Linked DNA regions of Homo sapiens: region 2 is linked to region 1. Evidence: chromatin loops called from intact Hi-C (ENCODE). Cell type or tissue: mammary epithelial cell. All regions are shown on one strand. Links, peaks and the distances in the headings refer to the core of each region. The heading gives the core; the rest is flanking DNA. Region 1 overlaps SEMA3D (semaphorin 3D). Region 2 overlaps LINC00972 (long intergenic non-protein coding RNA 972).

What was found. Hi-C counts contacts between places; a loop is a spot of excess contacts. Peaks named below come from ENCODE experiments on the same cell type or tissue, not always from the same donor. Only the 100,000 strongest peaks of a DNase experiment are listed, where the experiment ranks them.
Region 2: a loop joins it to region 1, with 18 times the contacts of the local background. A loop is called at or near these places in 27 of 110 quality-filtered maps.

What each region holds. Positions count from the first base shown.
Region 1 is chr7:85,029,342-85,032,271 of GRCh38, reverse strand. All of the region lies in intron 12 of SEMA3D (semaphorin 3D), which reads left to right. It also overlaps the pseudogene HSPA8P16. Among named protein-coding and RNA genes, the nearest start is that of SEMA3D, 160 kb to the left of the region's middle. In mammary epithelial cell, for the core only: a CTCF peak has its summit at 1,290 (motif pointing left); no DNase peak of the experiment used is centred there.
Region 2 is chr7:85,462,970-85,465,899 of GRCh38, reverse strand. The region is part of intron 2 of LINC00972 (long intergenic non-protein coding RNA 972); the gene reads right to left. Among named protein-coding and RNA genes, the nearest start is that of LINC00972, 43 kb to the right of the region's middle. In mammary epithelial cell, for the core only: a CTCF peak has its summit at 1,427 (motif pointing right); no DNase peak of the experiment used is centred there.

The DNA.
Region 1 (2,930 bases), core at 218-2,717:
AAATACACTTTACCATTAATAACACTACACATTAAATCATTGAAATTATATTTCACAGCGTATCAGATAAACTATGCCTGTAAAATTTGAGAATGTAAGAACTGGAGTGAATGATAAAGACCACGTAATTCACCCTCATTTTACAGGGAAGGGAATGAATACCCAGAATAATTAAATAACTTTCCCAATATCATATTGCCAAAAACAGTGGAATGAAGAGGGATGTTGAATTTTCTGATCAGTCTTCTCTCTCTATTCGTTAATATTCTGTAATATGCACTTATTTCCTAATATTTATCTGATTGATATACTGCCGAATGTCCCACCTAAAATTAGCTGCATTGAATTTTACATTATTTCCTGGCATTCTTTCTTATTTGTTTTCTAAAAGCAGCCCAATTTCAGTAATTTTTGTTTATATAAAGTTATGATTCTATCTCTCTAAATATCCAGAATATTTTGATCAAACTCATTACTGAACACTTCTTATGATCCAGACACTCTGATAAGCCCGTATACGTTATCTCACTACATTCTTAAAATAAACACACAGAGTAGGTATTATTATCCCAATTTTATAGATAAGAAACAAGCCCAGCGAAGGTAAACATATGTTCATGCTCTCACAGTTTATGAATTGTTATGACTGGAATGAAACTTACTCTACTTAACTCCAAATCAAAAGCCATTAACCTACCTTTTGTTCTACCTTCAAAGGGATAACAAATGAGCAACCAAACAGAACTTTATGCTATTTTTCCAGAGATTTGTCTATTCTCTGCACAAGTAATAATGAATTTTGAAACTTTACTACACTTACCATTTCTCTTACTGCAATTCAGAGGAACACATCTTACTTTAATAAAAGTATTGCTGAATACTTTGCTTTCTATGAAATTGTTAGAACCTTTACTAAAAGCCATATTACACTTAAGTTAAAGCTTTAACGTAGGTTATTTTTTAAAAAATTGTTTTTACATTTTCTGCATCTGTATTGCTATTAAGATTGAATTCTAAGTTGTTCTCCCAGTGGTGAGACTTCTGTTGACATTATCACTCAGTTAAATAAACACTACAACTTTCAGTGTGTCAAGCTTACTTTAAGTTTTTGGTTTTGACAGAATGCTGTACTTCTTTGACAAAAAGTCAAACCTAAACTCCTAGCTTAACCATGACATCACTGCTCTGCAATGTTAATAAGCCTAGAAAAGCAAGAATGCAAAAGGATATATTATAGAATTCCTTCACTTCAAATGATTCTTCTGCCCTCTGGTGTCCAAATAGAATATTTGAACAAGCCATATTTTGTTCAGGTGGATTTTTTCAATCATTATTGCCCTGCCAGGTTTTGGTAATAAGAAGTTCCAAGTGAAATAAAATATTAAAAAGTCCATAATACAGTGAATCAATCATACAGGTCAGATATAGAAACCAAATTGAATCCAGCCCAAAATAACAGACTGCTAGAAAACCCAGAATCTAAGAAAGATTTGTAAAGGCAGAAAATTTCCAACTTGATAGTTGGTTTTTTATAACTGATGTACTCTGCAGTTTTATTCTGTGTAGCCAAGGGATTTTTAAGATTTATGCATAAGTGTAAAGTATTAGTAAATATTTCCTCAAAAGTGAGTTTCAGTTTTAAACCATTCCCTTATCAAAAAGGTGAGGAGAAAATACTTGTTTTTGAAGTTCAAATATAAAATGCATGTTTTACTTTGCTTGAATCATTTTGCCACCATTTTTAAATAACTACTAAATGTCTGATTTTGTAAAAATAATGATTCCTTTTTAAATTCCATTTGCTCCCAAATTGTTACCGCGTTAAATGTTAGTTGTTTTAGTTTTACTTTTACAGATGAAAGCTTACACGTGGATTTCCCAACTAAGTCTCCATTTTTTGGTGGGAAATAAAAGGAGGTAGTTATAGGTACTTTTTAAATATTTCATAAATTCATTTTACTATGTGGACACTGATGAACATAAATGCATGATAATTTTTATTAATAGCTCAAACACCAGAAAAGCCTGTTCTTTTTACTTTTTTTTATCTAGGTAGTTTCAAAAAAAAAAAATAGGTGGTGAAAAATGGTGATTCTAAGGATTCCTGAAAATTTTTTGGTTCAAAAATTTGAAACAAAGCCATATTTAAGGAACATCATAACATGGTAAGAAGCATCCTGGGTAGAGTACCTAGAGACTGGACTTCTCACGCCAGCATTGCCTCTTCCACTGTCCAACACTAGAGACATTAAATAAATGCTCATTTTCAGCTCAAAATCTTTTTTTTTATTCAGGGGTGGAGGTTGTGGTTAGTTTTCTTTTGTTTAATCTTTTTTTGATACCAACTTTAAATACAGTTTTATTTAAGACATTGCATTTTCCACTTACAATACAATGTTTATAAAGTGCAATGTTATTTCCTTTCCTTGTGCTCATGTTCCATATTCAAGTATTGAGAATGCCCAGTAATTTAGTATAGCAGCTCGACCGTAAAACTGCCATAGAATTTGATACAAATTTGGGTTCTTCGGTGTTTTAACTATGTAGAAGAATGCTACATCTATAGTTGGGTTGTCTTAATCAACCTCTTCAGTGGTGGGCCCTGAAAAGCACCACCAGATGCAGGAGCTCTACCACCAGGAAATCCCCCTGGCATTCCTCCTAGCATGCCTTCTGCACTCTAGTCCAGTTTGGTTATCATGGACTTGAAGACTTCTCCAGCTCTTGCTGTGCATGTTCAAATTCTTCCTTCTCTGCAGTCTGATTCTTGTCGAGCCAGTTGATAATTTCATGGCACTTGCTAAGAATCTTCTGTTTGTGCTCATTGTTAATCTTGACTTGAAGTTTCTCATCTTCAGCAGTTGCTTTCATGTTGAACACATAGGGATCAAGTGAATTCTTGGATGACACCTTGTCCCTCTGCTTCTCAT
Region 2 (2,930 bases), core at 223-2,722, 430 kb before region 1:
TACAGATGAGGAGGAGATTGTAGCTTTCAGTATACATTTGCAAAACATGTTCTAGAATCAAGGTCTTCTTCATGGATATACATGACCTGTGCAGTTGGAAAGAGTACTATATACCTAGAGGGGCCCTGAGAATAGTTCAATGTTTTGCTATTGGCATAATGAAATTCTTAGTAATTTTTCAACATGAAGCCCCACTTTTTATTTTGCACTGGGACCTTACAAATTATTTATGTAGCTAATTCTGTCAAGGAGACATTGTCTGGCAACAGTTGTCATTAGTTTGCTCTTACCACTTTCTGGCTTCTATTGATTGAGTTTTTACAGAATTAAGGACATATATCTGCTCTTCTTTTTAAGAAAAGATTCTACTTTTTGCTTTTGTTTTCTAAAATTAAAAATTTCAGCTGGCCCTCCAGATAAAAAGGATCAAATACAATTCATATGTTGGCTTTAGTGAAAAACGGCAGATTACTATGTGATTTATATTGCTATAAATAAGTGATAAAAATTATCAAATCAAAATTAGACTCTAGTAATAAATTGTATAACCATTAGAAAATGAATCAATCAATAAATATTGATAAATAAAGGATGAGATAGAGAAGGCAAGTGGTGACTATTAAACGTGAAGTAAGATTATTGGCACTTAACTATTTTCTCAGCCTACATTGACTGATTTTTTTTTCCTCCCTGTTGAAATCCACCAATTAGCAATATAGTGAATCTGATAACCTTCAAAACTGCAAAAGCTCTCTAGCAGAGACCTATGACCTGAACTTTGCTTTTCTATCTACATCTAGCTGAGATCAATAAACACTGAGTAACTGGGAATTGAGGTTAGTGAGGAAAAAGGAAGGGAAGTGATTTGATTCCCAAGAGAAGAATATAGGTTCTCAGCACAGTGAGATTCTCTGAACAGTATAAATGCATCCCCATCTTACAGCTGAAAGTCTGGAAAGTCATGATAGGAATGCGCCTACCCCACTTTAATTGCATGTGCCTGCAAGGATGGATACTTTTGGGTTTGAAAATAACATACTTCATTTCTCATAAAGATGGACATAGGTAAGCAGGGGGAAAATAGATTGAAAGGGGGAAAATAGATTGAAAGGTTTGGGGTGAGAAACATAAGAGAGAGTGGAAGCTGGGAAAGTTTGTAACCATAAGAGTGCCTGCATTTGAGCAGATACCAGAGGCAGAAAAGCAAGAGCTTCCCTCCAGTGAGTTCTGAGTGATTCTGGGAAGTAGAGCAGACTGGGATTCAGCTCATATATGAGAGATTACCTGATATAATTCTAAACAAGGACATATATTCTCAAACTTTAATTTATTTACTTGATATCATTGTCCAATGCTTAGCTAGAAAAGTGACAGAAAGATTCAAGGGACATAAATTAGTTAATTAAATCTTCATTATTTTTTAAACCAGTAGAGGGACCCATTTCTCATCAAAATAATTTTTTATTTCTCCATCTTTGGAAGTCATTTTTGCTAACCATACTTGATTCCAGCCATTTTAAATTATCCCTAGTGGTGTTTGGGGCTCTACAAAAATGATGATGATAAGGGCTATGATCAAAAGGAGGAGTATCTAAGACAAAGTCTTGGGGCAGGAGCCACTGGGATAGAAAAATGAAACTAAAAAAGAAAACCGAAAAGTAGCTGGAAGCAGGGTATATGTGTGTAGGGTGGCTTAAGAAGGACAGGTGGCAAGACATTTTTTTAAAAAGATGAAATGAACTATAAGCCAATTTGAGAGTCATTATGATTATCAGGAAATCAAAGAAAAGGAGATCCAAGGATAGAAGATTCATGGGATGGCTCTGCCATGGGCCTGAGGTCTGTGGAGATAACATTTCCTCTCCTTCGAAAGGAGGTTAGAATAGAGATATCTACTTTACTAGGAGAAAAGCAGAGAAAGATGAGAAGGAATGAAATAGTTATCATAACAGGCATCTTAAGATGTAAATTATTTTATTCCTTCTAAGGTAGGACAGTATATTTCCACCTATAGGTCAAAATCCAATACTAAAATGCAAAATCAATTTAGTAGTGAGTGACCAACACTTAAAAACAAAAACAAAACAAGAAAAAACCCAACAAATAAAAAGATAATATAATAGAAGTAAATGGAAATGAAATAAAATAGAATTAAAAACTATCATCATGCACTGATGAAAATATGAAAATAAAAATTAATTTATGATAATATTTTATCAATATTATATGTATATCTATTAAAACATTTCTTATTGATAATAGGAGTAAAATATATTTTAAATATAGACTCAAGAAAGCCTCTAAGTTTTCTTCTAACTCTATGTTGTTTAGATCACTGAATTCCTGAGGACAGGGAGAGCTTATTTCAGGAGACTGGAAGAAGGGCAAAAATAGGGAAAGCAGAAGATTTCAAAAATATCCTACATACACAAGATAGAAAAATGGTGTTATAGTGACATAGAACTTTGTGTGTAGTTTTTTAAAAACTTTTCAAGCATTGTTTTTAGTTAATCCGATCAGGATATGCACTTATTTCAGAGTAACTTAAACTTTTTAGATTTATTTGTTAAGAGAAGCAGTTAGATTTTTGAATAAAGGGAAACAGAAAAAGATAAAGCAAAATTTGAAACTTTTATTTAATCCACAGCAGAGAGCAGCTACCTACTAAACTTATTAACCTAGAAAGAAGACATTCCAACTATTATATTCTTACCATCCATTAAATTGAATTTGTAAGGGAGTAATAGAAGGCTGCTGGTTAAACCAAAAATTTGTGAAAGCAGTAAAACTAAATAAGCTTTTGCTAAAATATTATATACAATTCATGAGCATTTATGTTTCACTGTACAAATGTTAATCCTAAACTCAGACACTGTCTCACCGAATGAGGTAAAACTGAAGCTTGTTAAAACCCAGACAGTGCAGCTGAA